Regions from separate parts of the Homo sapiens genome. Here region 2 is linked to region 1. A link is an interaction called in ENCODE POLR2A ChIA-PET data of the cell type or tissue named here. Cell type or tissue: OCI-LY7. All regions are shown on one strand. Each heading gives the region's core, and the rest is flanking DNA. Links, peaks and the distances in the headings are about the cores only. Region 1 overlaps KIF9-AS1 (KIF9 antisense RNA 1). Region 2 overlaps KIF9 (kinesin family member 9).

Region 1 (16,425 bases), core at 3,855-11,854:
TCTCGCTCTGTCGCCCAGGCTGGAGTGCAGTGGTGCGATCTCAGCTCACTGCAAGCTCCGCCTCCCGGGTTCATGCCATTCTCCTGCCTCAGCCTCCCAAGTAGCTGGGACCACAGGCACCCGCCACCATGCCCGGCTAATTTTTTGGATATTTAGTAGAGATGGGGTTTCACCGTGTTAGCCAGGATGGTCTCGATCTCCTGACCTTGTGACCCACCCACCTTGGCGTCCCAAAGTACTGGGATTACAGGCATGAGCTACCGCACCCAGCCTAATTACAACTTATTTTTATTCCTATTCATTCTGCACATCCCAACACAAGGCAAGAAGAATCTAGAAAACAATGCACAACCTACATTGAGCTCCACCTCCTATAATTCCTATTAGATGTTATTTGTATCAAGTCAGCACCCTCCTACATAGTATTATTATACTCTGTAGTTGTTTTTCCTATACAGATAATCTTTCTGTTACATATTGCTTTGTTAACAGATTTTAATTACATAATATATCTATCTTACCAACTTTATAAGTTTGTTGTAGGCAGAAGCAATCTGTCTTTCCTATTTTATAGTGTTTGAGGCTGTAGGTAGCAAGTGTTGAATGAATAACTACTTTGTTACTTCTGAAAAGCTTACTTTTTGATTAATACTTTTCCTTTTTACCAATTCCTTTTTCTTTTTTTTTCAGGCTCATCCATGGAATACCAATTCTTTTTCTTAGTGTTCACATTGGATTTTTCTGTTAAAAATAGATTGTTGGAGTTGGCTAACAAGTTGATTACTTCCAGTCAGGCACTCTCTTCTGTAAAGTCTCTTTTGTAAACTCCTACAAGCAGCTATTTCACTGGATTTGAAAAGACTGACTAAAAAGAACCATGCACTGTAACTCTCAAGTATACAGGAATATTGTTATTAGGTAATTTTTTTTTTCAATATGTGTTAACCTTGTCTTCCCTACAATTTTCTTTTTCTTTTTTTTTTTTTTTTGAGATGGAATCTCACTCTGTCGCCCAGGCTGGAGTGCGGTGGCACAATCTCAGCTCACTGCAACCTCTACTGCCTGGGTTCAAGCGATTCTCCTGCCTCAGCCTCCTGAGTAGCTGGGATTACAGACGCGCGCCACCATACCCAGCTAATTTTTTGTATCTTTAGTAGAGACGGGGTTTCACCATCTTGGCCAGGCTGGTCTTGAACTCCTGACCTTGTGATCCACCCGCCTCAGCCTCCCAAAGTGCTGGGATTACAGGCATGAGCCACGGCGCCCAGCCTCCCTACAGTTTTCAAACATTCAGAGAGGTGATTATGGTGTATCTTTTATTCTGTTTTGCTTTGGATCTTGGCGTTCTTCTAGAGAACTCATCTGCTCAGGAGCTTCTCAGTGCATCTTCCCTCCCAAACTTGTCTTACCCAGCAGAGAATGAATGTACTCAAGATTACCAGTTTTGCAGATGAATAAACCAATGATTCCAGAGGTTATGGTGCATATCTAGAGTCACATGACTAAGAAATGATAAAACCAGGATTTCAGCCAGGTTATCTGTTTCAAGACATTTTCAGACAAAAAAATCTGGAGTTTGCCACCAACAAGAAATGATCCTAGCCTCAGCATCTCAGCCCACACTGGGAGTGTCAGGTGCTGAAAAAAAATTTTTTTAATTTTACATAGTAAATAATTTTATAAAAAAGAAAGAAATGATCCCTTATACAAGAAGGAATGATAAAAATATTAGTAAATAAGTGGTTAAAACTAAAAACTTTTTACCATACAAAGTAATAGTAAGTAATTTGTGTGGTTAATAAGGTAAAGCAAGATGGAACTGATACTCTGGACAACAAAGTCATATATTTAGAAGCAGGATGAGTGGAGTGATGGTTGGAGTTGAAGTTTTCCAAGGTCCTGGTATTGTTTGGGAAGTGGGTAAAAATATTGATTAACTTTAACCTTTACTCTTTTAAGTGTATAAGATAAAATATGTAGGGTAACTGCTTTTCCAAATTAACAGAAGAAAATAGAATAAAGAAAAATACAAAAAAAAAGGCCGAGCATGGTGGCTCACGCCTGTAATCCCAGCACTTTGAGATGCTGAGGCGGAAGGATTGCTTGAGACCAGGAGTTTAAGACCAGCCTGTGCAACATAGCCAGACTCCCTCCCAGCTCTACAAAAAACAAAAGAGATTAGCCAGCTGTGGTGGTGCACACCTATAGTCCCAGCTACTTGGGAGGCTGAGGCAGGGGGAATACATTTCAGTTTTAAAGAGTGCAAAATGGACAAGAAAATAAAACTTAGGCCAGGTATGGTGGCTCACGCCTGTAATCCCAGCACTTTGGGAGGCTCAGGCAGGTGAATTGCTTTAACTAAGGGGCTCAAGACCACCCTGGACAACATGATGAAACCCCATCTCTACCTAAAATACAAAAAAATTGGCTGGGTGCGGTGGCTCACACCTGTAATCCTAGCACTTTGGGAGGCTGAGATGGGCAGATCACCTGAGGTCAAGAGTTCAAGACCAGCCTGCCCAACATGGCAAAACCCCATCTCTACTAAAAATACAAAAATTACCCGGGCATGCTGGCATGTGCCTGTAATCCCAGCTACTTAGGAGGTTGAGGCAGGAGAATCACTTGAACTCAGGAGACGGAGGTTGCAGTGAGCCGAGATCACGCCACTGCACTCCAGCCAGAGCAAGACTCCATCTCAAAAAAATTAGCCAGACATCATGGCACATGCCTGTGGTCCCAGCTAGTCAGGAGGCTGAAGTGGGAGGATCTCTTGAGCCCAGGAGTTCAAAGTTACGGTGAGCAATGATCTTGCCACTGTACACCAGCCTAGATCACAAAGCAAGACTGTCTCTTTTAAAAAAAAAAGGCCAGGCATGGTGTCTCACACCTATAATCCTAGCACTTTGGGAGGCTGAGGTGGGCGGATTACTTGAAGTCAGGAGTTCGAGATCAGCCTGGCCAGCATGGTGAAACCCCTTCTCTACTAAAAATACAAAAATTAGCTAGGCATGGTTGCATGCACCTGTAGTCCCAGCTATTTGGGAGGCTGAAGCATGAGAATCGCTTGAACCTGGGAGGCAGAGTTTGCAGTGAGCTGAGATTATGCCACTGCGCTCCAGCCTGGGCAACAGAGCAAGATCCTGTCTCAACAAAAAACCATTTCACCTCTTTATGTGGCTTCTAGAAAATTTAAAATCACATTTGTGACTTCCATTTTATTTCTCTTGGACAGCACTGATCTAGGATATATATAGAACTAATGTAAGTGAATAAGAGAAAGACAACCCAGCTTTTTAAATTGGTAAATACCTCAGAAGAGGAAAAATTAATGTCCAGGAAACATTTGAAAAGCTGTTTCAGGGAAATCAGGGTGCTGGTCAGAGTGTTAATTGATACAATCATTTTGGAAAACAAGTTGGTTGGCATTACCTAGTAGAGTTGCATATGGGCATATCTTAAAACCCAACAATTGTTCTTAGATATACAAATTAAAACTCTTGCAAATATACACCAAAAGACATGTCTAGGAATGTCTGTAGCAGTATTGGCAAATGGGCAAATGTCTATCAACTATAGTATATATAATGAACTACTATTAAACAGCTTAAAAGGCAGGGTTTTGCATTTGTTGCTGAGGCAGGAGTATCACCTCAAACACTTGGGCTCAAGCGATCTTCCCACCTCAGTCACCCAAGTAGCTGGGACCACAGGTGTACTCCACCATGCCTGGATTTTTTTTTCCCCTGTCTTATGGTGCTGATGTATAATTGTTTTTTAGTTTTTTTAGAAACAGGGTCTCGCTATGTTGCCCAGGTTGGTCTTGAACTCCTGGCCTCAAGTGATCTTCCCACACTGGTGTCCCAAAGCATTGGGATTACAAGCATGTGCCACCAAGCCTGGCCATAACTGAAATTTTCAGCTATGCCTACCAAAATGGTAAAGTCTTGGGGACATAATAATGAACAGGAAATAAAAGGCATAGAATGTTTTTCCATTTATGTAAAGTTTTAAGAGTCAAAATTAAACAACAGATGGTGTTGAGAAATATGGTAAAACTATAACCAAGAGAAAGGTAAAGAAAAATTTTAGGATAGTTTTGGTTTGGTTTGGTTTTCCTTTCTGAACAGGAAAAGGGATTATATAGGGGACACCCAGGAGGCCTCAGAGCACAGGTAAATTTGTATTTCTTAAACTAGTTAGTAAGTGGACAGATATTTGTTTTGTTATTTTGTCTACACTAGATGTAATGAATGTTATTTATATCTATTTATTATTCCGTAACAACTATGTGTGTGCGTCCTTTGACCCAGCAAATTCTATTTCTAAAATTTTGGTTCACGGAAATAAAAGCACTCGTACATAGACTAAATGTACAAATTAATGGTATAATTTGTGGTGGGAGAAATGAAGTGAATGCTCATAAATAAGGGAATGGGTGAATATATTTTGGAACATCCATACAGAGGAGTATTATACTGTCATTAAAAAGAATTGAGTTTGCCAGACATGGTGGCTGACAACTGTAATCCCAGAACTTTGGGAGGCTGATGTAGGAGGATCACTTGAGCTCAGGAGTTGGACACCAGCCTGGGCAACATAACAGGACTTCATCTCTACTAAAAATAAAAAATTAGCTGGGTATAGGGTCATACACCTATAGTCCCAGCTACTCAAGAGGTTGAGGTGGGCGGATTGCTTGAGCCCAGGAGATGGAGGCTGCAGTGAGGCAAGATCGCGCCACTGCACTCCAGTCTGGACAACAGAGCAAGACCATGTCTCAAAAAATAAATAAATACATAATAAGTATATGCATATGTATTTAGATATCTATTAAGAAATTAGGCCGGGCGCAGTGGCTCACGCCCATAATCCCACCACTTTGGGAGGCCAAGGCAGGCGAATCATCTGAGGTCAGGAGTTTGAGACCAGCCTGGCCAACATGCCAAAACCCTGTCTCTACTAAAAATACAAAAATTAACCGGGCATGGCACGCGCTGGTAATCCCAGCTAGTCGGGAGGCTGAGGAAGAAGAATCACTTGAACCCAGGAGGCAGAGGTTGAGTGAGCCAAGATCACACCACTGCACTCCAGCCTGGGCAACAGAGTAAGATTCCGTCTTAAAAAAAACAAAACAAAACAAAACAAAACCCTCACACTATATTCCAAATCCTGAAATAAGAAACAAATTTGCAAATTAAGAAATTATGGATTAACTTATTGATTATTGCTCAGAAAACGTACCTTATTTTTACTCTGAAATTCACTTTATTTATAATACTTTAAAACAATTTAGCTAAAGTAGTGTTTATAGGATGTTACTTCTCTGGTTAGACATGTTTCACACAACAGTTTTCAATGCTGAAAATTCATTTGATAATTTTAATCACAATTTATGATTGATTGATGGATTAATCAGTAATTTAGATGCCATAAGAACCATTGAAAGGAATAATCTGACTATTGCTCATTGTACAATCTTGATCATTAGTTATAAGCCAAGAATCTGATATCCCACTCTTGAATTACATTTTTCAATGTGTGTATTTGGTCAACAACAGGTCACAGTGAGCCGAGATCATGCCACTCCACTCCAGCCTGGGTGACAGAGCAAGACTCCATTTCAAAAAAAAAAAAAACTGAAAATACCAAATATTGACAAGGATTTGGAGCAAGTGGAACCCTCATACATTGCTGATGGAAATGCAAAATTATACAGCCAATTTGGAAAAATAACTGGGTGTGGTGGTGTGCACCTATTTTTCCAACAACTTGGGAGACTAAGGTAGGAAGATCCCTTGAGCCCAGGAGTTTGAGGTTACAGTGAGCTGATGGCGCCACGGCTCTCCAGCCTGGGTGACAAAATAAAACTGTTTCAAAAAAAAGAAAAAAAAATGATGCTATAAGAAAAAAACTATATACCAATGTCCTTCATTAACATAGATACAAAATGTTTAATCACAATTTTAGCAAATTGAATCCAACTGTCTCCCCCACCCCCACATCTATCTATATATCTATATTTGTTTGTTTGTTTTGAGACGGAGTTTTGCTCCTGTTGCCCAGGCTGGACTGCAATGGCATGATCTCGGCTCACTGCAACCTCCACCTCCTGGGTTCAAGTGATTCTCCTGCCTCAGCCTCCCGAGTAGCAGGGATTACAGGCATGCCCCACCACGCCTGGCTAATTTTGTATTTTTAGTAGAAACGGGGTTTCACCATGTTGGACAGGCTGGTCTCAAACTTCTGACTTCAAGTGATCCGCCCGCCTCATCCTCCCAAAGTGTTGGGATTACAGGCGTGAGCCACTGCATCCGGCCTTGTTTTTTTGTTGTTGTTTTTTTTTGAGACAGGGTCTTGGTCTGTCACCCAGGCCAGAGCGAGTCTCATGGTTCACTGTAACCTCCGCCTCCTGGGATCAAGGAATCCCACCTCGGCCTCCTGAGTAGCTGGGACTATAGGCACAAGCCACCACGCCTAGCTAGTTTTTGTTTTGTTTTGTTTGATTTGGTTGGTTGTTTTTTTCTTTTTGTTTTTGTTTTTGTAGAGATGGCGTTTTGCCATGTTGCCCAGGGTGGTATCAAACTCCTAGGCTCGAGTGATCCACCCACTTCAGCTTCCCAAAAGGCTAGGATTGTAATCACATCTGTAGGCATGAGCCACCACGCCTGATAAATCTAACAATACATTAAACGTAAAATACCAGGCCAGGTGCAGTGGCTCACACCTGTAATCCCAGCAGTTTGGGAGGCCAAGGCGGGTGGATCACCTGAGATCAGGAGTTCAAGACCAGCCTGACCAACATGGTGAAACCCCATCTCTACTAAAAATACAAAAATTAGCTGGGCATGGTGGCACACGCCTGTGGTCCCAGCTACTCGGGAGGCTGAGGTGGGAGAAGGGACTAGCCTTGTCTCAGATGAGTCTTTGGACTTCTGAGTTAATGCTGGAATAAGTTAAGACTCTGAGGGACTATTGGGAACACATAATTGTATTTTGCAATGTGAGAGGGACATGAGATTTAGTGGGGCCATGGGTGGAATGATATGATTTGGGTCTGTGTCCCCACTAAATCTCATGTCGAATCCCCAGTGTTAGAAGTGGGGCCTGGTAGGAGGTGATTAGATTATGGGGATGGTTTCTCATGAATTGCTTAGTACCATGCCCCCTTGTGAGTTCTCACAACATCTGGTTGTTTAAAAGTGTGTAGCACCTCCCCACCCTCTCTCTTGGTCTAGCTCCTGCCATATAAAATGCCGGCTCCTGCTTTGCCTTTCACCATGAGTAAAAGCCTCCTGAGACCTTCTCAGAAACAGATGCTGCCATCCTTCCTGTACAGCCTGCAGTACCGTGAGCAAAATAAGCCTCTTTTGTCTATAAATTACCTAGTCTCAGGTATTTATTTATAGCAATGTAAGAAAGAACTAATACAAGTGGTTTCACTTCTTATAGCCTAAAACTACCTAGCATGCCTTTGAAATTGCAACTGCTTTCTATTTCTTATAATTCAGACTTGTCTTTTCATTTGTGACCAATTCCTGTTATTTCAAAACCAAAGAGTGCATGAGGGTGAATTATATTACCCTGAAGAGATGAGACAATGACTCTGTCTGAACCATTCAGCTGGTCTAGGTGACTAGAGACTGCAGAGATGTCAGGACTGTTGCCTAGGACACAAAGCAGACTTACAGGGCATTCCTCACTGAAAGAACATTTTAGGGACACTTACTTATCCAGAAAGGCATAAATAAGGAACTGGTAACCCTGATAACTTGAGAACCCTACTGCTACCTGGTGATTAGAGGCAGTCTGAGACACATAAGAGAGTGGTTCAGGCCAGGAGTGGTGGTTCACACCTGTAATCCCAGCACTTTGGGAGGCCAAGGTGGGTGGATTGCTTGAGATCAGGAGTTTGAGACCAGCCTGGCCAGCATGGCGAAACCCCCCTCTACTAAAAATACCGAAGTTAGCCAGGTGTGGTGGCACATGCCTGTGATCCCAGCTACTTGGGAGGCTGAGGCACGAGAATCACTTGAACCCGGGAGGTGGAGTTTGCAATGATCCAAGATCATGCCACTGGACTCCAGCCAGAGCAACACAGTGACACTCTGTCTCAAAAATATATATATATATTTTGGGACCTGGACAGGTGACCATGGTGAGACCTTTGAAGACATATGTATGTCCATAGCATGCATATGTCTTTGAACTGTGTATCTTGAAGTAATGTTATGTTAAATTATGTAATAGATAATCATAAAGTGTCTGAGTCATTTCTAAGTAAGTTAAAATGCTGAGATATCAATTTAATCTTTTAGTTTTTTGTTGTTGACTTTAGACATCTAGAAATATAAAGCATAATCAATTTAAGAATAAAAAATACGGCCTGGGTACAGTGGCTCATGCCTATAATCCCAGCACTTTGGGAGGCCGATGCGGGCAGATCGCTTGAGTCCAGGAGACCAGCTCGGTAACATGGAGAAACCCTGTCTCTACAAAAAATATAAAAAATTAGCCAGGTGTAATGGCAGGTGGGTGTGGTAGTATGCGCCTATAGCCCCAGCTACTAGGGAAGCTGAGGTCAGATGATCACTTGAGCCTGGGAGGTGTAGGTTGCAGTGAGCCAAGATTGTGTCACTGCCCTCCAGCCTGGGCAACAGAGTGAGACCCTGTCTCAAAAAGCAAAAACTATGCAAATAAGGACAATTATTAACAAAACAATCTGAAATCCGTATCTGAAAAGTGTTTCTGGCCAGGCGTGGCTCACGCCTGTGATCCCAACATTTTGGGAGGCCGAGGTGAGTGGATCACTTGACACCAGGAGTTGAAGACCAGCCTGGCCAACATGGTGAAACCCTGTCTCTACTCAAAATACAAAAATTAGCCAGGTGTGGTGGTGCATGCCTGTAATCCCAGCTACTTCTTAGGAGGCTAAGGCAGGATAATCGCTTGAACCCGGGAGGCAGAGGCTGCAGTGAGCCGAGACTGTGCCACTGCACTCCAGCCTGGGTGACAGAGCGAGACCCTGTCACAAAAAAAAAAAAAAAAAAAAAAAGTGTTTCTAAAGGTAACCAGGCCAGGCACAGTGGCTTGCCTAGGCCTACCAGCTGCAGGGCAGGTTACAGCTAGTGGCCCAAGCTCTGGGATAAAATATTAATCAATATTAATGATACTTAGTCTTTTAAGCTTAAGCTTATATACTTTGTTGTCTTTATGGTTTAACAAAGCTAAATATATTTCAATCTGTTAATAAAAATGGAAGAAACATCTTTAAAAAATTATGAAGTAATTTTCATCTACAAATATTGACAAAAAAGTTCAAAATTACTTTCTAGGTTTTTCACTAGAAATTAGGTTACTAAAAGTTAAAATTATAGTAAATATATATATTAAAACTACTAGGCTGGGCCTGGTGGCTCGTGCCTGTAATCCCAGCACTTTGGGAGGCCGAGGCAGGTGGATCACCTGAGGTCAGGAGTTCAAGACCAGCCTGGCCAACATGGTGAAACCCCGTCTCTACTAAAATAAAAAAATTAGCTGGGAGTGGTGGCAGGTGCCTGTAATCCCATAATCCCAGTTACTTGGGAGGCTGAGGCAGGAGAATCGCTTGAACCTAGTAGGTGGAGGCTGCAGTAAGCAGAGATTGCGCCACTGCACTCCAGCCTGGGAGAGCAAGACTCTGTCTCAAAAACAAACAAAAAAAATTTCTAGCTATAAGAGAAACAATTCTGTGTACACAGCATTTAAAAACCAAATGTGTCTTTGGTAAAGAAGATTATAAAGAAGGCATGAGAATGTAGTTTTTCTTAAAGGAAAAGTACTTTTGTCTAGAGATTCCTAAAGATTATTTTAAGTTGAAAGGATAAGAAAGAATGATAGATAAAACTAAATGGAGGCCAGGTGCAGTGGCTCACACCTGTAATCCCAGCACTTCGAGAGGCTGAGGCAGGCGGATCACCTGAGGTCGGGAGTTTGAGACCAGCCTGACCAACATGGAGAAACCCCGTCTCTGCTAAAAATACAAAATTAGCCAGGCGTGGTGGCGCATGCCTGTAATCCCAGCTACTCAGGAGGCTGAGGCAGGAGAGTCGTTTGAATCTGGGAGGCAGAGGTTGCGGTGAGCCCAGATCGTGTCATTGCACTCCAGCCTGGGCAACAAGAGCGAAACTCCATCTCAGGAAAAAAAAAACAAAACAAAACTGAATGGATATAGAAAGTTGAGGAAAGAAAGAGATTGGGAAAAAAATGTAAGAAATTATAAAAGTCTCTAGAAAGCTTATCTTGTGTCATCAAAGCTGATTGAAATTGGATGGGTTGGCTGGGCGCGGTGGCTTACACCTGTAATCCCAGCACCTTAGGGAGCTGAGGCGGGCGGATCATGAGGTCAGGAGTTCGAGACCAGCCTGGCCAACATGGTGAAACCCCATCTATACTAAAAATACAAAAATTAGCCAGGTGTGGTGGCGGGCACCTGTAATCCCAGCTACTCGGGAGGCTGAGGCAGGAGAATCACTTGAAACTGGAAGGCAGGGGTTGCAGTGAGCTGAGATGGCGCCACTGCACTCCAGCCTGTGTGAAAGAGCAAAACTCCATCAATCAATCAATAAGATGGATCAGCATTTCCATTGTACATACCACCCTTAGTCTTCCAGAGTGGTGGAAAACACAAATCAGATAATAAAAGAATCAATTGGCAAAGCTTATGCAAACTTTTAACTTTCCCTGGCTTAAGGCTCTTCCATTTGCTTGACTTACATTCTACCTGGTTTGGAAAACATCAGGTTTCTTTCTCCCTTTGAAATAGTAATGGGAAGGTCCATGTGCCTAGGATGAAGGAGCCTATGAACCAGCTTTCCTTAAAGGTGATATTCTTTGTTTTTGCTAAGGGCTTGTAAGCTTCTCACTAAAATTAAGGATTAATGAAGGATTTTTCTTTTTTTTTTTTCCAGATGGAGTGTCGCTGTGTCACCCAGGCTGGAATGTAGTAGTGCGATCTTGGCTCACTGCAACCTGCACCTCCCAGGTTCAAGCGATTCACCTGCCTCAGCCTCCTGAATAGCTGGGATTACAGGCGCACACCACCACACCCAGCTAATTTTTTGTATTTTTAGTAGAGACAGAGTTTCACCATTGGCCAGGCTGGTCTCAAACTCCTGACCTCAAGTAATCCACCTGCCTCGGTCTCCCAAAATGCTGGGATTACAGGTGCGAGCCACACACCCAGCCTAAGGATTATTTTAACAGTGAGCTCCCAGAATATAAGACCATCAAAGATCACAGTCTCCAACCTGGAGATTTTTTAAATACAAAAACATCAAATAGGGGACTCTTTCCAACATGTTAGAAGGAACCATATCAGGCAGCCCTGCCTCAGTGGGCATCTTCAACAGCAGAGATCTTCAATACCTTATTTTTCAGACTAGTACAAGGAATAGATGAAATATTTATTTGGTTACATTTATTTGTTTAAAAAAATTTTTTTTAGAGATAGAGTCTGGCTCTGTTGCCCAGGCTGTAATGCAGTGTCATGATTATAGCTCACTGTAGCCTTAAATTCCTGAGCTTGAGTGATCCTCCTGCCTCAGCCCCATGAGTAACGGACTGCAGGTGGATGCCACTTCACCTGGCTAATTTTTTATTTTATTTTTATTTATTTATTTTTTTGAGATAGAGTCTTGCTGTCACCCAGGCTGGAATGCAGTGGTGCAATCTTGGCTCACTGCAAACTCCGCCTCCTGGGTTCATGCCATTCTCTGGCCTCAGCCTCCCGAGTAGCTGGGACTATAGGCGACTGCCACCATGCCTGGCTAATTTTGTTTTTGTATTTTTAGTAGAGACGGGATTTTACCACGTTAGCCAAAATGGTCTCGATCTCCTGACTTCGTGATCCGCCCGCCTCGCCCTCCCAAAATTCTGGGATTACAGGCGTGAGCCACTGAGCCTGGCCTATTTTTATTTTATAGAGATAGGATCTTTCTATGTCGCCCAGGCTATTCTCAAACTCCTGACCTCAAGTGATCCTCCTGCGTTGGCCTCCCAAAGTTCTGGAATTATAGGCATAAGCCACTGCACCTGGCCTGGTACTTTTAGAAATAAGAACACTTTTCAGACCTGGATTTCAAGTTGTTTTGTCAATAATTGTCCTTATTTGCATCATATTTTTTATTCTTAAGCTGATTATGCTTTGTACTTTTAGATAACTAAGGTCAACAACAGAAAATGAATTATGATAGTTAGATGCTTAGAAAGAATCCAATATTCTGCAGCTTCCTTGTAAGCGGATGGCCTGACCAAGGTCCCATTGCTCTGTCTCTTTTTTTTGTTAATCAATTCAGCATTGAGACATCACTAAGTTCATAAGCCACAATACCTCTCCTCTCTTCCTCTGACATGGAACAAGGTTACCTGGGAATGAGCCTTCCCAGCTACATGGGAGAAACATACATCTAAAATGTTGAACATCAATGCTTTCAGAAGAGAAAGGTTTCAATCAAAAGAGAGAAATGAGAAAAAAAATCAGAGCAGTCTGAGGTACATGAGGTATGCAAAACTTATCAGGCACAAAGAGACATGAGTGGTCAGGCGCCATGGCTCACACCTGGAATCCTAGCACTTTGGAATGTTGAGGTGGGCAGATCACTTGAGCTCAGGAGTTCAAGACCAGCCTGGGCAATATGGCAAAACTCTATCTCTACAAAAAAACACAAAAAAATTAGCCAGGCATGGTGGCATGCACCTGTAGTCCCAGCTACTTAGAAGGCCGAGGTAGGAGGATTGCTTGAGCTGGGGAGGCAAAGGTTGCAGTAGCCAACATCGCGCCACTGCACTCCAGCCTGAGCAACAGAGACAGATCCTGTCTCAAAAAAAAAAAAACAAAAAAAAAAAACACATGAATATGGGACTTCAGCCACACACTCCTGCACTCATGCCTGGGGACAATGGTTTAAAGGCATTTTGTTATTTCTTTCTTTCTTTTTTTTTTTTTTTTTTTTTTGAGACAGAGTCTTGCTCTGTTGCCAGGCTGGAGTGCAGTGGCGTGATCTCGGCTCACTGCAACCTCCACCTCCCAGGTTCAAGCAATTGCCCTGACTCAGCCTCTTTAGTAGCTGGGACTACAGGTGTGCACCACCACACCCGGCTAATTATTTGTATTTTAGTAGAGACGGGGTTTCACCATGTTGGCCAGGATGGTCTCAATCTCCTGACCTCGTGATCTTCCCACCTCAGCCTCCCAAAGTGCCGGAATTACAGATGTGAGCCACCGTGCCTGGCCTGTTATTTCTTTTCTTCCCTGTAGGTTCCTGACTGCCTCACCCATTATCTTTTTTTATCTTTCTTTTGACAGGGTCTCACTCTGTCACCTAGGCTGGAGTGCAGTTGTGCAATCACAGCTCACTGCAGCCTTGACCTCCTGGACTCAAGCAATCCTCCTGCCTCAGCCTCCTGAGTAGCTGAGACTACAGGCATGCACTACTACACCTGGCAAATTTTCCTTTTGTTTTTCTGAGACGGAGTCTCAGTCTGTTGCCCAGGCTGGAGTGCAGTGACACCATCTTAGCTCACTGCAGCCTCCACCTCCTGGGTTCAAGCAATTCTCCTGCCTCAGCCTCCTGAGTAGCTGGGACCACAGGTGCATGCCACCACGCCTGGCTAATTTTTGTATTTTTAGTAGAGACAGGGTTTCACCATGTTGGACTGGCTGGTCTCAAACTCCTGACCTCAGGTGCTGGAGTTACAGGTGTGAGCCACCGTGCCCGGCCCTAATTTTTGTATTTTTTGTAGAGATGGGGTATCCCCATGTTGCCCAGGCTAGTCTCAACTCCTGGGCTCAAGTGATCCACCTGCCTCAGCCTCCCAAAGTGCTGAAAATACAGGTGTGAGCCACTATGCCCAGCCTCAGCCATTATCTTCCTGTTCCTGGAATTTGTGATATAAAGAACAATGTACAGCCAATCAATAGCTTATATTACTTTAACATAAATTCTTTTTTTATTTTTTTTGAGACAAGAGTCTCATCCTGTTGCCCAGGTTGGAGTACAGTGTTGCATTCTCGGCTCACTGCAACCTCCGCCTCCCGGGTTCAAGCAATTCTTCTGCCTCAGCCTCCTGAGTAGCTGGGATTACAGGCACATGCTACCATGCCCCAGTAATTGTATTTTTGGTAAAGACAGGGTTTCACCATGTTGGCCAGGCTGGTCTCAAACTCCTGACCTCAGGTAATCTGTCCACCTTAGCCTCCAAAAGTGCTGAGATTACAGAGGTGAGCCACCATGACCGGCCCTAACATAAATTCTTGATAAGCAACTTAGAAATTGCCTCTTCTATATTCCTTTAAAAACCCACTTATAACTGCTGTTAATCAGAGCGTATATTCAGGGCAACTTGAATCTGTGCTCCTGGGTTGTAGTCCATTAACTTGGCCCAAACAGACTCTGTACTTAGTTAATTTTTCCTCAGTTTTTTTCCTTTTGGTTAACAGAAGAAAACAAGGAAACAACAGCAAAAGTCTAGAGGGGAGGGTGGTGGGTGGGAGAGAGTGGGAATAGAGATCAGGACATGGACTTGCTACAATATATTATTATTGTTATTATTATTATTATTTTCCGAGACAGAGTCTTGCTCTGTCACCTAGGCTTAGTGCAGTGGGATGATCTTGGCTCACTGCAACCTCCACCTCCCAGGTTTAAGCAATTCTCCTGCCTCAGCCTCCTCTGTCAAAAAAAAAAAAAAAAAAAAAAGATTTATATTTTTCTTTTTTTTTATCAAGTCATAATCATGGAACAGGGTATGAAGAAGACCAAGTTGGGCTGGAACTTGGTTCCCTGACTCACATGAGCTACAACTCCCACCTCTGTCTGGCTAATTTTTGTATTTTTAGTAGAGATGGGGTTTCACCATGTTGGCCAGGCTGGTCTCAAACTCCTGACCTCGTGATCTGCCCGCCTCGGCCTCCCAAAGTGCTGGGATTACAGGCGTGAGCCACCATGCCCGGCCTAACAATATATTATTTAAAATGTCCACTTTGTAACACGAAGTTACAAGATGAGCAAAAAACATGAAAGTGTGATCCATACACAGGAGAAAACAAAACAGGTAATAGAAACTGCCTTTGAAGAGCCCAGATGTTGACTTTAGTAGACAAACAAATACTTTTTTTTGTTTGTTTGTTTTTGAGACGGAGTCTCACTCTGTCGCCTAGGCTGGAGTGCAAAGGTGCAATCTCAGCTCACTGCCAACCTCCGCCTCCTGGGTTCAAGCAATTCTGCCTCAGCCTCCTGAGTAGCTGGGATTACAGGTGCACACCATCACATCCGGCTAATTTTGGTATTTTTAGTAGAGACGGGGGTTTCACCATGTTGGTCAGGCTGTTCTTGAACCCCTGACCTTGAGATCCGCCCACCTCAGCCTCCCAAAGTGCTGGGATTACAGGCGTGAGCCACCGCGCCGGGCCTTTTATTTATTTATTTATTTTTTTTTGAGAGCATCTTGCACTGTTTCCTGGGCTGCAGTGCAGTGGCACAATCTCGGCTCACTGCAACCTCCACCTCCTGTGTTCAAATGAATCTCGTGCCTCAGCCCCCCAGGTAGCTGGGATTACAGGTATGCGCCACCACACCCAGCTAATTTTTGTATTTTTAGCAGAAATGGGGTTTCGCCATATTGGCCAAGCTGGTCTTAAACTCCTGGCCTCAAGTGATCCACCCACCTCAGCCTCCCAAAGTGCAGGGATTATAGGCGGGAGCCCCCACACCTGGCCTAGCATACAAATACTTCCAAGCAGCTATTACAAATATGTTCACACAACTCTTAGTTGGTTCAGGCTGCTATGACAAATTACCATAGACTGGGTGGCTTAAACAACAGAAATTTATTTCTCATAGCTATGGAGGCTAGGAAGTCTGAGATTTTGGTGCCAGCATGTTCATGTTCTGGTGAGGGCCCTCTTCTGATTGCAGACTACTATGTTCTTACTGTATCTCATATGGCAGAAACAGACACTCTCTGGGATCCCTTTCTTCTTATTATTATTTTTTTTGAGATGGACTCTCGCTCTGTCACCCAGGCTGGAGTGCAGTGGCACGATCTCGGCTGACTGCAAACTCCGCCTCCCAGGTTCAAGCGATCCTCCTGCCTCAGCCTCCCAAGTAGCTGGGATTACAGGTGCATACCACCACGCCCGGCTAATTTTTGTATTTTTGGTAGAGAGGGGGTTTCACCATGTTGGTCAGGCTGGTCTTGAACTCCTGACCTCAGGTGATCCACTTGCCTCAGCCTCCCAAAGTGCTGGGATTACAGGCATAAGCCACTGAGCCCAGCCCCCTTTCTTTTCTTTTCTTTTTTTTTTTTTTTGAGATGGAGTCTCGCTCTGTTGCCCAGGCTGGAGTGCAGTGGCATGATCTTGGCTCACTGCAATCTCTGCCTCCT
Region 2 (16,425 bases), core at 6,925-14,924, 91 kb after region 1:
CCCGGCCACCACCCCGTCTGGGAGGTGTGCCCAGCGGCTCATTGGGAACGGGCCATGATGACAGTGGCAGTTTTGTGGAGTAGAAAGGGGGGAAGGGTGGGGAAAGGATTGAGAAGTCGGATGGTTGCCATGTCTGTGTAGAAGGAGGTAGACATGGGAGACCTTTCATTTTGTTCTGTGCTAAGAAAAGTTCTTCTGCCTTGGGATCCTGTTGATCTGTGACCTTGCCCCCAACCCTGTGCTCTCTGAAACATGTGCTGTGTCCACTCAGGGTTAAATGGATTAAGGGCGGTGCAAGATGTGCTTTGTTAAACAGATGCTTGAAGGCAGCATGCTCTTTAAGAGTCATCACCACTCCCTAATCTCAAGTACCCGGAGACACAAACACTGCGGAAGGCCAGAGGGTCCTCTGCCTAGGAAAACCAGAGACCTTTGTTCACTTGTTTATCTGCTCACCTTCCCTCCACTATGGTCCTATGACCCTGCCAAATCCCCCTCTGTGAGAAACACCCAAGAATGATCAATAAAAAAATAAATTAATTAATTTTAAAAAAAATTATTGACTGGCAAAAAAAAAAAAATTTTTCTTCATCTTAAGGTCGGCTTCTATCCCATTTCTAATAAGTTCTTTAGGCCTCACATGTGAACTTGTTGGTGGCCTGACCTAGCCCTTTTACCCCATGACAGCCCCTAAGGGTCTCCAGGGACTCTGAAGACTCTGGCCAGTCCAGGAGTGGAAAAGGGCTGACCCAGGGCTGCATGGGGATCTTTGGTTGAGGCAGGAAGGGAAGGCTCGCTTGTGTGACCCAAGCAGCAAACCCATACACTTTCCCCACAGTGGGACACCTGTCCACAACCCCTGCTGTACCTCAGCATCATACTTTTCATTGATGGCAGGCTCAGTGGTGACTAGCTTCATCCTGCTGGCAAATCTCAGTGAAGATAGCTGCAAAACAGAGCAGGTAGACATTAGATGGCTCGCCACTAAAGTGAGACCCCAAGAGACCGGCCTTCTCAGAGACCTTGCCTGCCCTTTCCTGGCTCCTTAAGCTCCCTTGTCAACCCATGTTGGTTCCCTTCCCCCAGAGGACATTGGTCAAAAGAGTTCTTGGGTATGAGGTCCCCATGAGAAGAGCAGGAAGGTGACAGAGGGCACATCCAGCAGCCTGGTCCTCGTCATGTAGACTGTGAGGATGCGCACTGGTCTATTCATCCAAACCTGACCACTTTCTATCTCTAGGCCTCTGCTCAGGTGACCCCCTGCCTGGAGTACCCTTTTCTGTCCTCCTATGCTGTCTGCCTTCCTGCGTTCCACTCTCTCTCCAAGGCTCAGCTGAAAATCAGCTTCCTTCCTGAAGCCCTCCTGGTTTTCCTTCACATGAAACGTTTCTGCCCCTTCCACAAACCACAGTGATCCCCCTCCTTCACGCAGTTTTCAGGGTCTCGATCAGCCATGTCCAACAGAGATACAATGCAAACTACAAATGTAAGCCATACATGTAATTTTATATTTTCTAGTAACCATGTAAGAAAAGCTAAAAAGAAGCAGGTAAAAATAATTTTAATATGTTTTATTTAAATTTTAACCCAAGATATCAAAAATATTATGGTTTGTTTGTGGGGTTTTGTTTGTTTTGTTTTGTTCTTTTAAGACAGGGTCTTGCTCTGTCATCCAGGTTGGAGTGCAGTGGCACAGTCATAGCTCACTGCAGCCTCTACCTTCTGGGTTCAGGCAATCCTCCCACCTCAGCCTCCTAAGTAGCTGGGGCTACAGGTGTGAGCCACTGAACCTGGCCCCAAAATGTTATAAATTCAACATGTAATCAACATTTTTAAATTATTGAGATATTTTACCATCTGACATGGTTTGGATCTCTGTCCCCACCCAAATCTCATGTTGAAATATAATCCCCAATGCTGGAGGTGGGGCCTGGTGGGAGATGATTGGATCATGGGGATGGACTTCCCCTTTGGTGCTGTTCTCATGGTAGTGAGTGAGTTCTTATGAGATCTGGTCATTTAAACATATGGCACCTCCCTGCCCCTCACTTTCTTCCTCCTGCTCCTGCCATGTAAGACGTCTTCTCCTGCTTTGCCTTCCACCATGAGTAAAAGCTCCCTGAGGCCGCCCCCAAAGCAGATGCTGCCATGCTTCCTGTACAGCCTGTGGAACCATGAGCCAATTAAACCTCTTTTCTTTATAAAGTACCCAGTCTCAGGTGTGAGAATGGACTAATACACCTTCTTTTTTGGTGCTGGGTCTTTGAAATCTGGTGTGCATTTTACACTTGCATTATATGTCAGTCAGGACCAGCCACATCTGAGTGCTCCATAGCTACATGTGGCCAGTGGCTGCCATAGTGGCCAGTGCAGGTCTAGCCCCTGAGCAGCGTCTGCTCAAACTTTACCCTGTGAAGACACCCCTGAGCCATTCCTGGGAGGGCAGATGCTCAGGCCCCCTGATGAATAGACTCAGCAGTCTGGGTGGGAATGGGTAGTTCTGCTGCATTTGGAGGCAGGGGCCTCTAGCCACACATGCTAAGAAAGGCTGCTCTGGGGCGTGACCGATCTGTTAATGAAGCCTGGACTCTGCCCACCAGCCTTAGTCAAGTGTCCTCCCCACCATCCACAGGGAGTCTCCACAGGTTTGGGCTGAAAGGCTTCACTGCCAGCACAGAGATGGGCTCCTACCAGTTTTGTCCCCTGTATACACTTCCCTCAGGGACCTCTCTGCTGCCAAGCCACAAGGCCATGTCAGGACAGGAGGCGTACTGGGCTCTCTCAGCCTCCCTTCAGCAAGGCTTATGGCTATCATGTCTAACCCTGCATCCAACATCTGGGGCCTGGACCTCCCAGAGTGGCCTCAGCTTGCTCAGCCCTTCATTCTGTGAGAGAAGGGGCAGATAATGGGTAGGTAAGTGTGGGGAAAAGCAAGAGAGATCAGATTGTTACTGTGTCTGTGTAGAAAGAAGTAGACATAGGAGACTCCATTTTGTTATGTACTAAGAAAAATTCTTCTGCCTTGAGATTCTGTTAATCTATAACCTTACCCCCAACCCCGTGCTCTCTGAAACGTGTGCTGTGTCAACTCAGAGTTAAATGGATTAAGGGCGGTGCAAGATGTGCTTTTTTAAACAGATGCTTGAAGGCAGCATGCTCCTTAAGAGTCATCACCACTCCCTAATCTCAAGTACCCAGGGACACAAAAACTGCGGAAGGCCGCAGGGACCTCTGCCTAGGAAAGCCAGGTATTGTCCAAGGTTTCTCCCCATGTGATAGTCTGAAATATGGCCTCGTGGGAAGGGAAAGACCTGACCGTCCCCCAGCCCGACACCCGTAAAGGGTCTGTGCTGAGGAGGATTAGTAAAAGAGGAAGGAATGCCTCTTGCAGTTGAGACAAGAGGAAGGCATCTGTCTCCTGCCTGTCCCTGGGCAATGGAATGTCTCGGTATAAAACCCGATTGTATGCTTCATCTACTGAGATAGGGAAAAACCGCCTTAGGGCTGGAGGTGGGACCTGCGGGCAGCAATACTGCTTTGTAAAGCATTGAGATGTTTATGTGTATGCATATCTAAAAGCACAGCACTTAATCCTTTACATTGTCTATGATGCAAAGACCTTTGTTCACGTGTTTGTCTGCTGACCCTCTCCCCACAATTGTCTTGTGACCCTGACACATCCCCCTCTTCGAGAAACACCCACAGATGATCAATAAATACTAAGGGAACTCAGAGGCTGGCGGGATCCTCCATATGCTGAACGCTGGTTCCCCAGGTCCCCTTATTTCTTTCTCTATACTTTGTATCTGTGTCTTTTTCTTTTCCAAATCTCTCGTCCCACCTTACGAGAAACACCCACAGGTGTGTAGGGGCAACCCACCCCTACAGGTAAGCTCATGCCAAGTTATGATAGGGCCAACCCTTCCACAGCGCTTGCTGTGGCCAGGCTCTGTTCTAAGTGTAGAAGTGTGGTTGCTCATTTAATCCTCGCAACTTCCTGTAAGGTAGACGTATCATCAACCCAGTTTTATAGACGAGGACACTGAAAAACAGGGAGGTCAAGGCACCCACCCATGGCCACAGAGCTGGTCTGTGGCCACACAGGAATTCAACTCAGGCACTCCAGCTCCCAAGTCTGTGCTCTTCACAGCTGGGAGCAGGACCAATAGGAAACCCATCCTAGTGCCTGGGTGGGGCCTGGGAGGGGCCAGAGGAGTAGTTTGCCAGGTGATGGGGAAGGGATAAGTGCATCCTGATGGAGGGACAGTACGCCCCAAGTGTGAGGGAGGCGAGAGCCAGGTCAACATCTCAGGTGGACTGAGACAATGACAGGGTGCTCTGGGAGGAGGCTCAGTGGTACTGGCAGTGGAACTGAGAAAGGCCTTGAGGAATCATGGGCCTGGGGAATCAGTTTCTCAGGTAAGGCCAGCAAGTGGTAGGTGTTTGGTAAATGTTGAACCTGAAAGGAGGGAAGCATTGGAATGTTCGTTAGCCTTTGCTACTCAGTAACAAGGCCAAAAATTCAACTCAGCAGAGGTCTAAAATGTGTGTGTGTGTGCTGACTGGCCTCTGTGTCTTTGGCCCATTGCTTGTGAATAGAGATTATTTGCAAAATAGGTAAAATGAGACCACTAGGAAAGATAAATCTCTGCATAGAAGCATGCTCCAAAATGGACTCTGGGGTCCCCGGGACACTAAGAGTGATGCCTGGGGGGTCGCAGCAGAGTCTCTCTGGAGGGGGAGCCAGCCAAGGATAATTATGGCTGGAGGCCTATGAGGCAGCTATGGGAGCAGGCCCAGATGCCATGCCTCATTGCTTGGATGTTAGCTGAGGGGTGGAGAGCTCCTCCTTGGCAGTGACGAACAGCCAGGGGCCTCAGGAGGCAGGCCCAGAGATTCTTGCCTCAGGCCATGCTGGGCTGTCTCATCTCTCAATGAATGATCCTGAAATGAGGAAGCAGTCTAGGAGTGGCTGGCCCCTAAGTGGGCCAGAGGAAAGACTGAAAGGGCTCTTCCTTGGGCAGTCTACTCTGGTGGCTCAGAGCTCAGCCACTGACCCCCTGCAGGACCACTGACAGATCTCACATCTTCTCTGTAAGGTGAAGGGAGAGCTGCCTTGATAAGGTGTATATGCGCTCTGTACAGAGCTGGCTCACAGCGAGCCCTCAAGAAGACGTCTCTGTCATTACAGGTGGTGTTGCTTCTATGCAGGGCCAAGTCAGACTCTCCTACTCCAAGTACAGCCGCAAGTATGGCCATGTCCCATCCCTGTGGTTACTCAGCACACATGTACAGTGTCACTGCATAAAGCAATACAATCCATGATGAGAATAGTTTTAAAGTTTCAACACATTTGGAAGAGACAATCATTAGCTTCCATACCCCCAATATACCTTTGTCCCAAACCCCTGAGACCCCTCCAACAGCTCCTCTGAGCTCTGGGTTCCGTCCTGGGCAGAGAACCCAAGTGGTATATGGGCACAAGCCCCCGGAGACTGCGGGTACCAGGAGTTGTTTCCTGAGCTGTAACCATCACAGGAGGTGGGGATAAAGGGAGACAGGGAGCTTCTACTGTCTTGGAGGGCATCTTTGTTAACAAGGCAGCCAGGAGGCCCATTTCTTATGGCTCTTCTTGGGTTCAACCATGCGGGGTTTTTTTGTTTTTTTTTTTTCTTTTCTTTTGAGATGGAGTCTTGCTCTGTCACCCAGGTTGGAGTTCAGTGGCCCAATCTCCGCTCACTACAACCTCTGCCTCCAGGGTTCTCCTGTCTCAGCCTCCCAAGTAGCTGGGATTACAGGCGCCCGCCACCACACTCTGCTAATTTTTATGTTTTTACTAGAGACAGCGTTTCACCATGTTGGCCAGGCTGGTCTCAAACTCCTTACCTCAAGGAGTGATCTGCCCACCTCAGCCTCCCAAAGTGCTCGGATTACAGGCATGAGCCATTACACCTGGCCTCAACCATGCATTTTATGCCATGAGACCAAGAAGTTCCAGAAGCCTTCCTCTGGGGATGCTGCCTGCACGTCAGCTGGAGCTCTCCTCCCCTGCCTCCCAAGTCCCAGGGTGCTGGATGTACGACAGGAGCACTCTCCTTGGAAGCTGGGACAGTCCCTAATGCACACAGCTGCGAGACCCTGCAGGCATGTCTTGCCCTGAAGCATCTTTGGAAATAATCTGTTTCTCCTAAGTAGATTCTCCAGGTGACTGAAGCTTGCCTTAAACATCCACACTTGAAAAGTAAAATGTCTAATGATAGCTTTCCTAATCTGTCTTTTGTGGGGTTTTTTTGTTTTGTTTTTTTGAGACATCTCACTCTGTCACCCAGGCTGGAGTGCAGTGGTGCAATCTCAGCTCACTACAACCTCTGCCTCCCAGGTTCAAGCGATTCTCCTGTCTCAGCCTCCCGAGTAGCTGGGACCACAGGCATGCACCACCATGCCTAGCTAATTTTTGTATTTTTAGTAGATAGGGTTTCACTATGTTGGTCAGGCTGGTCTTGAACTCCTGACCTCAGGTGATCCACCCGCTTCAGCCTCCCAAAGTGCTGGGATTACAGGCGTGAACCACCACGCCCGGCCCCTAATCTGTCTTATTTATGATGGGTGGCACTTCAGAGGAAGGTTGGGAAAGCCCCAAGCTGGAGGTGCTCAGCTGTGTGGACTCACCTGTGTCACTGGGCTAGACCTTTATTCCTGCCTCTAATTCTCACAAGCTTCTCCCTTCCCCAGGCCACCTGTGTCCTGCCACTTGGATAATCTCCCTGACTAATCCCACCTCTGGCCACAGCCCTCCCCTACTCAAACCCTGTGACAGCTCCAGCCACCTGCAGGAAAACAGCCAAGGCCTCAGCCAGGACACCAGAGCCGATTCAGCCCCTGTGATTTCTTTTCTTCTTCTTGCTGAGAGCCCCCACCCCCCGCAGTAGATAGATGTTCCTGGTGTGGGTCACATCTTCAGTCCCACTATTACCTCTGCCAGGAATACCTCTGCTTATCCTACCACCCATCCTTTAACCCCAGCCAGCTCAGTGCCCATCTTTCCCTACTCCAGCTTCAGGAAAAGTTCCCCATCACCCCCATCCTGGCCTCCTCTGAAGGTCTCCTCCCTCTGGGCCTCACGTTACTTAGGACCATGGCTTCTCTCTCTTTCTGGGTTGAGGATGCTGAGGCCCAAGGGCATTTAAGACTAATTTCTACCAGGTTACTCCTGCTTACCATGGTGCACATGGCAGGTGCTTAATACCATCTGCTCATACTGGCCTTATAACCACAGCCTGGAACCCTGTGGGGTTTTCAAGATGTTTAAACATGTGTGATTATAAAGAACAAGTCACCAACGATCCTTCTTGATCCCAATTCCAGGAGCAGCACCCCAGGAAACATGGTCCTTGTCTTCACAAAGCTGGCTCTCAGCCTCCCTCCTCACACAGTCTCCCATGCTGAGCCTGCCTGCTGGCTGGCCCTTTTCCTCCGCACAGCTTAGTGCTTGGTGTGTGGATCCTAGCTCTGGGCCCCCTCAGCAACTGTGGCTCAGACTCACCCCTGGATCCTTCCACTCTTGACAATGTCTATGGCCACTGTGCCAGGGTAGCCAGCCTGGAGCCTTACCCTGCCCTGGCACCCATGAAGGGGGATTCCAGCCTGGTTTCACTGACTGTCTTTACATACCGTTTCTTCTAACTGGGCAGCTTCTCCATAGATGTTTGTCACGAGGACCATATTGCAGTTTCCCCCTGCGGAAAGCAAGACACAGAAGGGCTATGAACCATGTGTTTTTTCTGCTCCAAAGGAGTTGATGGGGTCTGTTATATACTGAATGCTTTTTATTTGTTTTTTTGAAACAGGGTCTCACTATGTCACCCAGGCTGTAGTGCAGTGACACAATCACAGCTCACTGCAGCCTCAGTCTCCTGGGCTCAAGTGATCCTCTTGCCTCAGCCTCCCAAGTAGCTCGCACCACAGGTGCACACTACCACACCTGGCTAATTTTTTTTGTTTTTAGTAGAGATGAGGTCTTGCTATGTTGCCCAGGCTGGTCTTGAACTCCTGGCCTCAAGCGATCCTCCTGTCTCAGCCTCCCAAAATGCTGGGATTACAGGTGTGAGCCACCACACCTGGTCAAGACTGAATGTTTTTGTCCTTATAAAATTCATATGTTGAAGTTGTAACCCCGACGTGATGGCATCTGGATGGAGGACTTGGGGAGGGGGAGGTAATTTGGTTTAGTTGAAGTCAGAGGGTGGGGCCCCCATGATGGGGTTAGTGTCCTTATAAGGAAAGAGACCAGAACCCTCTCTTTCTTTCCATGTGAGGATACGCGAGAAGGTAGCCATCTGCAAGCCAGGAGGAGGGCCCTCGCTAGGCATTGAATCTGCTGGCACTTGAATCTTGAACCTTCCAGTCTCCAGAACTATGTGAAATAAATGTCTATTGTTTAAGCCACTTAGTTTATGGTATTTTCTTATAGCAGCCTGAACTGAGACAGGGTCAGAGAGGACACACACATCTGTGAGGCTGGGAGGTAAGGGGAAGAGAGAAAGAGAGGCCACCACATGTACCTAAAAGAGGATCCAGGAGAAAACAGCAGAGGAGAGATGATACAGGGCAGGGAGGGGCAGGGACAGGAGAGGGAGGTATGAGTTGGAGCTTTGCTCAGGGTGGCACTCAGTTAACAATCAGACACTAGTGACTGTGTTGTCAGGCTCAACACAAAGGCCTAGGGCTATGGGGATGATAAGACAAAGCCCCCGCTGCTCTGTACAGGAGGCTGCAGGGGAAGGGAAGACACCATGGGAGAGAGGCCCTCGCCCCAAGTCTTCAGGCTGTGAAGGATTCTGCCAGCTGTCTCCTCAGGACAAGAGGAAAAGAGAAGGTATTCCTAGCACAGGTAAAAAGCCTAAGGAAGGTTCTGAGGAGTGAATAGCATAGTGTGTTCTGGGCACAGTGCTTGATTCTGCCTTTCCAGGTGTCTGAAGTCACTGTGAATGTGCTGCAGGTGAATCCATGCCACCAGGAGGGAGCAATTCTATCATCACCAGTGGCAGATGTGCCAAACCTGTCCCTCCCCAAAGACACAGACCCTCCTCCCTGGGCAGCAACTGTACCCCCTCACCTAACGAGTCCTTCAGAGCGTGGGTGAGCTTGCACTGCCGAAAGGGGATGTGGTCCCGCTTCTGGTCCCCAAGGGCAATGATGGCCTGCTCCAGGAATGAGAGCGATTTGTTGATGTAGGTGGCTTCCTTCAGGACTTGGCCCTCAGACTACAAAGCAAAGGTCAGTTCCACTTTGGATGGAATAAAGCAGCTGCCCCACTAAGAATAGCAGTCTTCCTGGTCTGGAGAAATGCTATAAGTCTGTGGTCAGGTCAGCGCCTCCTTCCCAGAACCAGGGTCTTCTTTCAATGTCATGCGATTGTATTCCATCTTGGGCTAATAATGGTAATACCAAAACTCAGAAATATTCATGTGAACACTCATGTGAATACTCATGCGAATGTGAATGCTTACATGAATATTCATATGGACATTCACTCAAAGATTCACACTAATATGAATATGTACTGAAATACTTGTCTAGATATTTGAGCAAAGAATCCTGTGAATATTCACACAAACACTCATGAATGCACATACAAATGCTCATCTGAATACTCTTGTTAATACTTCTGCTAATACACTCATACAAATATTTATTTGAAATACTCATGCAAATACTCATACGAATACTCATATTCATTCACAAAGAAGCCAGGTGTGGTGGCTCACACTTGTAATCCCAGCACTTTGGGAGGCCAAAGCAGGAGGATCGCTTGAGCCCAGGAGTTCAAGTTCAGCCTTGGCAACATAGCGAGACCCCGTCTCTACAAAAAAATTTAAAAATTAGCTGGTCATGGTGGTGCATACCTGTGGTCCCAGATACTTGAGACACTGAAGTGGGATGATCACTTGAGCCTGGGAGGTCAAGGCTGCAGTGAGCTGTATTTGTGCTACTGTACCCCAGCCTGGGAGACACGGCGAGACTGTGTCTCAAAACAACAACAACAAAAACACACACAGAGAAATGCTATACCAGCAAGGAATATTTACTGAGCACTGAGTGCCAGGCACTTTGCTAAGAATGTAGAGGGCACTATCTCATTTAATGTTTACAAAAATCCTCTGAGGTAGGAACCGCCCCCAGGTAATAGCCGTTCCCTTTTTGCAAATCCTGTCCCTCCAGCAAGCCCACATGTCCCACTTCGCCTAGCTCAGGACTGTGTTCACAAATATCCAATGAGTCATGGCCCAGATGTGCAGGCACTGTGCCAGAAAAAGGGCTTGTGGTTTATTGAGTAGCAACCTCCAGCCCCCATCACTTACCCCAGACTTCCCCAGCCTCTCTGAGCCTGCCAGATCCACCAAGTTAATTTTGGAAGTGATGTACTTTTCCTCTGATAAGGTCCGGGAATGGGCCTACAAAACATCCAAGCAGAAGTTAGACTGTCACAGGGAGAAGTTTCTGACTGAGCAGGCCCCGTGGGAATTGACTGCCCCGCCTGGGCTGATCAAAGAGCTTGCACCTACCTCTAAGTAGATGGTGAAAATGCAGTGTGATCTGGAAGAGTTTTTGTTCATAGTGTGGGAGGCTATAATCCTGTTGGTCTCACCCTGAAGAGGAAGGGAATCATAGGCAACATTTCGAAAAACTAAAACGACAAGGCACTTGGGTCATTTTTCAATTATACCAATAGCTACACAAGTGGTCTCATATCACTGCGATCAGCTGGGCCTTCCAGGCAAACCTCTTTTATAAACTAATAGAAAGGGAGTCAAATTGGAGTCCACATCTACACTTTCACCCGCCGCTGGGGAAGTGTGAATTGGTATAGCTTTCTGGAAAGCAAAGTGACAATAAAAATCAAGAGCCTTAAAAATGTTTATGAATATTGAATCAGAATCAACCTGCATGTCCAACAATTTGGGAATGATCTATGTATACAGTGGGATATTGGGCAGCCAGGAAAATGCTGACACATAGTTTTTAATAACAGAGAGAAATGTAGAATCCAAAATCATATTATAGCTGATCTAAGAAATGCAAAAGCATTCATAGAAGAAATAAGCAGAATTCTGCTAATAAGATGTTAATAATAGTTGCTTCTGGGTTGGGGTTTATAGGTTATTTTATCTTTTTTATACAGTTTTGTGGGTTTTTTTTAGTGAGCATGTATTACTATAAAAATAATAATTTATATTTTTATTTATTTTGTGTTCTCCTTTTTTTTTTTTTTTTTGGGAGAGCATCTCAGTCTGTCACCCATACTAGAGTGTGGTGGCACGATCTCGGCTCACTATAACCTCTGCCTCCCGGGCCCAAGCCATCCTCCCACCTCGGCTTCCTGAGTAGCTGGGACTACCAGCGTGCACTACCACACCTGGCTAATTTTTGTATTTTTTGTAGAGACAGGGTTTCACCATGTGCCCAGGCTGGTCTGGAACTTATGAGTTCAAGAGATCTGCCCGCCTCGGCCTGCTACAGTGCTGGGATTACAGGCATGAGCCACTGTGCCTGACCTAGTAATTTGTATTTTTAAAGGGACAGTAGGCCCTTACCTCTAATTTACAGGAGGAGGCCTTATGACCAGAATATACTTAAAAAGGAATTTTTTGTAGAGACAGGGTGGTGGTGTGGTGGAAATGGCTGTTCTTGGAGAAAAAGGTCCTTGAGGGATAGACTGATGTCTCCTTAAATGCTGATGAGAAGTGCTATGAACAAGCCCCAAAGTGAGGGTGGGGGACAGCCCCCCCTGGGGAGAGGAGAGCACCCGCTGAAGAGGGAAGGCCTGAGGCTGTGGAGCAAGCCTAGCAGACTCCTGTGGCCATACCTCTATAGCTTATAGTAGTGAGGCTATAGTCTATGGTCAGGCCTGTTCTACAAATCCAGTGACACTCACCAAGAATATAAGGGGTCACTTCATTTTTCTTCTTCTTTTTTTTTTTTTTTTTGAGATCATTCTCACTCTGTTGCCCAGGCTGAAGTGCAGTGGCGTGATGTTGGCTCACTGCAACTTCTGCCTCCCGGGCTCAAGTGATCCTCCTACCTCAGCCTCCCAGGTAGCTAAAATCACAGGTACAGGCCACCATGCCAGGCTAATTTTTTATATTTTTTTGTAGAGACAGGGTTTCGCCATGTTGCTCAGACTGGTCTTAAACTCCTGAGCTCAAGCAATCCTCCTGCCTTAGCCTCCCAAAGTGCTGGGATTACAGGCATGAGCCACCACAGCAGGTCATTCACCTTTACTCTTCAGTCCCCCTTCTGAAGTACCCTCTTGCCTTGTCTTTCTTTTTTTGTATTTTTAATAGAGAGGGGGTTTCACCATGTTGGCCAGGCTGGTCTCGAACTCCTGACTTCCAGTGATCCGCCTGCCCCGGCCTCCCAAAGCTCTGGGATTACAGGTGTGAGACACCGCGCCTGGCCTTGCCTTGTCTTTCTGGCCCTTTAAAAAAGATCCTGCTATTGACGTTGAGGAAGTAAGTTGCTATGTTGTGAGAAGGCACTATGATCATGCCTGTGAATAGCCATTGCACATGTGCCCATTGCCTGGGCAACACAGCGAGAACTTGCATAAAAAAATAAAGAGTTCCTAGCCTATATGACTTCTAAAAGAATAACATACACTTGACTGATTTCTTTTCTTGTTTTTGAGACAGAGTGTTGCTCTATTACCCAGGTTGGAGTGCAGTGGCATGATCTCAGCTTACTGAAACCTCTACCTGCTGGGCTCAAGTGATTCTCCCACCTCAGCTTCCCAAGCAGCTGGGACCACAGGCATGCGCCCCCATGCCTGGCTAATTTTTGTATTTTTGGTAGAGGTGGGGTTTCACTGTGTTGCCCAGGCTGGTCTTGAACTCATGAGCTCAAGTGATCCACCCGCCTTGGCCTCCCAAAGTGCTGGAATTACAGGCGTGAGCCACTGTGCCAGTGCATTTGACTGGTTTCTAAGAGCCTTTATTTTATTTTTTTGAGATGGAGTCTTACTCTATTGCCCAGGCTGGAGTGCAATGGCTTAATCTCAGCTCACTGCAGCCTCTGCCTCCTGGGTTCAAGCAATTCTCCTGCCTCAGCCCCCCGAGTAGCTGGGATTACAGGTGCCCACCACCACTCCCAGCTAATTTTTTTTTTTTTTTTTTTTTTTTTTGAGATGGAGTCTCCCTCTGTCGCCAGGCTGGAGTGCAGTGGCACAATCTCAGCTCACTGCAACCTCTGCCTCCCGGGTTCAAGCTATTCTCCTGCCTAAGCCTCCTGAGTAGTTGGGAGTTAGCGCCACCACATCCAGCTAATTTTTGTATTTGTAGTAGAGACGGGGTTTCACCATGTTGGCCAGGATGGTCTCAATCTCCTGATCTTGTGATCCGCCTGCCTCCGCCTCCCAAAGTGTTGGGATTACAGGCATGAGCCACCGTGCCCAGCCTAATTTTTGTATTGTTAGTGGAGATGAGGTTTCACCATGTTGGCTAAGCTGGTCTCGAACTCCTGACCTCAGGTGATCCACCCACCTCAGCCTCTCAAAGTGCTGGGATTACAGGCATGAGCCACCGCACCTGGCTCTAAGAGCTTTTGTATAGTAAGGATGCTAATTCTTATTTTTCTCTTTTTCTTTTCTTTTTTTTTTTTGAGAAGGAGTTTTGCTCTTGTTGCCCAGGTTGGAGTGCAATGGTACGATCTTGGCTCACTGCAACCAGTGCCTCCCGGGTTCAAGTGATTCTCCTGCCTCAGCCTCCCTAGTAGCTGGGATTACAGGCACCCGCCACCACACCCAGCTTATTTTTTGTATTTTTAGTAGAGATGGGGTTTCACTATGTTGGCCAGGCTGGTCTCAAACTCCTGATCTCAGGTGATCCACCCACCTCAGCCTCCCAAAGTGCTAGGATTACAGGCATCACCCACTGCACCCGGCCTTATTTTTTTCCATACAAGAGCTCATAATTTAACTGAAAAAAGGGACATAAGAATCATTTCAACTATGTAAAGAAAAAGCTGCACAGGAAAAAAGACTGGAAGGAAATGAGCTAAAATATACATTATTGTTGCCTTATGTAAAAAACAGATTATGCATGAATCATTTTTTCTTTTTATTTACGTAACAGGAAAGGAAGAGGAAATAAAATTCTTTTTTGTTCCTTTTTTTTTTCAGCACTATCTGAACTTGCTAAATGTGCATATATTAATTTCCATTCTGATAATCAAAGTAAGTAAAAAACTAGCTGGACACAGTAGCTTGCCTGTAATCCCTGCACTTTGAGAGGCCGAAGTGGGAAGATCGCTTGAGCCCAAGAGTTCAAGACCAGCCTGGGCAACATGGCCAGACCTTGTCTCTACAAAAAAAAAAAAAAAAAAATTAAGTGGGCATGGTAGCATGCTCCTGTGGTCCCAGCTACTTGGGAGGCTGAGGCAGGAGGATCACTTGAGCCCAGGAGGTCGAGGCTGCAGTGAGCCATGTTCATGCCAGTATACTCCAGACTTGGAGAAAAACCAAGATCCTGTCTCAAAAAAAGAAAAAGAAAAAGAAAAAGAAAAGCTGAGAAGGAGGGTGGCAGGGAGGGAGAGAAGGAAAGGAACCCTCAGGTTTTATTATCTCACCTCAAAAAGGAGGCTGAATGCATCCTCCTCCTGACTTGTGAGGTGAACTGACAAGCCCTTAATGAAGACTCCTTGAGGGTTTTCCACGATGGTCATTGGTGTGACTGAGGGTCCAACATAGGGCAGAGTGGACAGGAGATCAAACAGGCTCTCATTATAGATTTCCAAGTAGGAAACACGCACAGTGATGGCATGTGTGGGGCGTTCTTCGATCATCCTAAAAACCTAGATGACAGATTGTACAGCGGTCACCAAGAGCAGAACCCCAACAGCCAACTAGCATAAGGGGGGCTTCCTAACTCAGAAGGGAACATCAAGATGTATAGAATAATTATTGTCCTAAAGGAATTGGGTGATATTTAGTATCATCTTGTAGTGTTTTGAGGCTTGACATCAGATTGGCTAACACTTAAACCATCTCACGAAGTAGAGGCATAATGAGTGGAAAGGACTCTGGAGTGAGGATTTCTTATTTTAGAGTCTCATCATTTATATGCCTCTTTCAAATCTATTTAATTCCATCCACATATAAATCTCTGTGAATGAGGCAGTGCAGGAGCAATACGTATTTGTGGAAGGCACTACAAAATAAAATTATTTGTCAGCCGGGTGTGGTGGCTCACACCTGTGAGCCCAGCACTTTGGAAGGCGGAGGTGGGCAGATCATGAGGTCAGGAGATCGAGACCATCCTGGCCAACATGGTGAAACCCTGTCTCTACTAAAATTACACAAATTAGCTGGGCGTGGTGGCGTGCGCCTGTAGTCCCAGCGACTCGGGAGGCTGAGGCAGGAGAATCTCTTGAACCCAGGACGCAGAGCTTGCAGTGAGATGAGATCACGCCACTGCACTCCAGCCTGGGTGACAGTGAGACTCCATCTAAAAAATAAATAAATAAATAAATAAATAATTTGTCTATTGGTCACTCAGCTAGTAAGGGTAGAAGTAAAGCCAGAACTCAGCCTTCTCAACTCCTAATTCCCTCCCCAGTGCTTATCAAGGAAGGGATAATTCCTGAGGTCCTGCCTTCCTCTAAGAATTTAGACCGGTTTTGTTCAAAATAGTAGACACAAGTTACAGATGGCTGCTGAGTATCTAAAATGTGGCTAGTACAAATGAACTGAATTTTAAATTTTATGTAATTTTAATTACAGTTAGATTTAAAAACTGATGCAATTCAGTTATTGGTAAACTTTAAGTATGTCTGGAACAACTTGGGTATGTAAATCTACTTTTTCAACATTTTATGAAATCTAAATACAGATCAAGCATTTCTGATAATATTTATGCCTAAACTGAAATGTGCCCCAAGTATAAAATATGTACTGGATTTCAAAGACTTAGTATGAGAAAAAGAATGTAAACTATCTCAATAAGTTTATATTGATTACATGCGGAAATATTTTAAATATATTTAGTTAAATAAAATATATCATTAAAATTAATTTCATCTGTTTATTTTTACTTTTTAAAATGTGGTTACTGGAAAACTCAAATTTGCATGTGACTTACAGTATATTTCTATTAGTGGCACTGGGCTAGATTACTAAAGTCTAAGATGCTGAGATACTGAAGCTTTGACAGTGGGATATTAAGGGTATTGCTCCAAAAACAGGAGCATGGATGGTTCACATACTAGAGGAATGTATACACTTCTTATAGGACAGGGCTGCAAAAAATCCTGTCCTATAACACTTCTTATAGGACAGGGCTGTAAAGCTGCCTCTTGGCAGCTTTTGCCTCCTACCTCCGACCAGAGGGTCCTTACAGAACCCAGGCTAGTGGGGCCCAAAGGAAGGCCCTT

What was found. Peaks named below come from ENCODE experiments on the same cell type or tissue, not always from the same donor. Only the 100,000 strongest peaks of a DNase experiment are listed, where the experiment ranks them.
Region 2: POLR2A ChIA-PET joins it to region 1 with 6 read pairs; 9 of 35 experiments call an interaction of 5 or more read pairs at or near these places.

Annotation. Positions count from the first base shown.
Region 1 is chr3:47,168,479-47,184,903 of GRCh38, forward strand. It overlaps KIF9-AS1 (KIF9 antisense RNA 1), which reads left to right. Exons shown (of 7, transcript NR_033373.1): 2 at 691-918. Among named protein-coding and RNA genes, the nearest start is that of KIF9-AS1, 12 kb to the left of the region's middle. RefSeq lists an enhancer at 7,272-7,331. In OCI-LY7, for the core only: no CTCF peak of the experiment used is centred there; a DNase peak (open chromatin) is centred at 7,343; H3K4me3 peaks cover 1,772 bases; H3K27ac peaks cover 3,285 bases.
Region 2 is chr3:47,256,615-47,273,039 of GRCh38, forward strand. It overlaps KIF9 (kinesin family member 9), which reads right to left. Exons shown (of 21, transcript NM_182902.4): 5 at 14,623-14,847; 6 at 10,566-10,649; 7 at 10,362-10,454; 8 at 9,116-9,263; 9 at 7,672-7,736; 10 at 869-946. Among named protein-coding and RNA genes, the nearest start is that of SNORD13J, 14 kb to the left of the region's middle. RefSeq lists an enhancer at 3,258-4,164. In OCI-LY7, for the core only: no CTCF peak of the experiment used is centred there; a DNase peak (open chromatin) is centred at 10,307.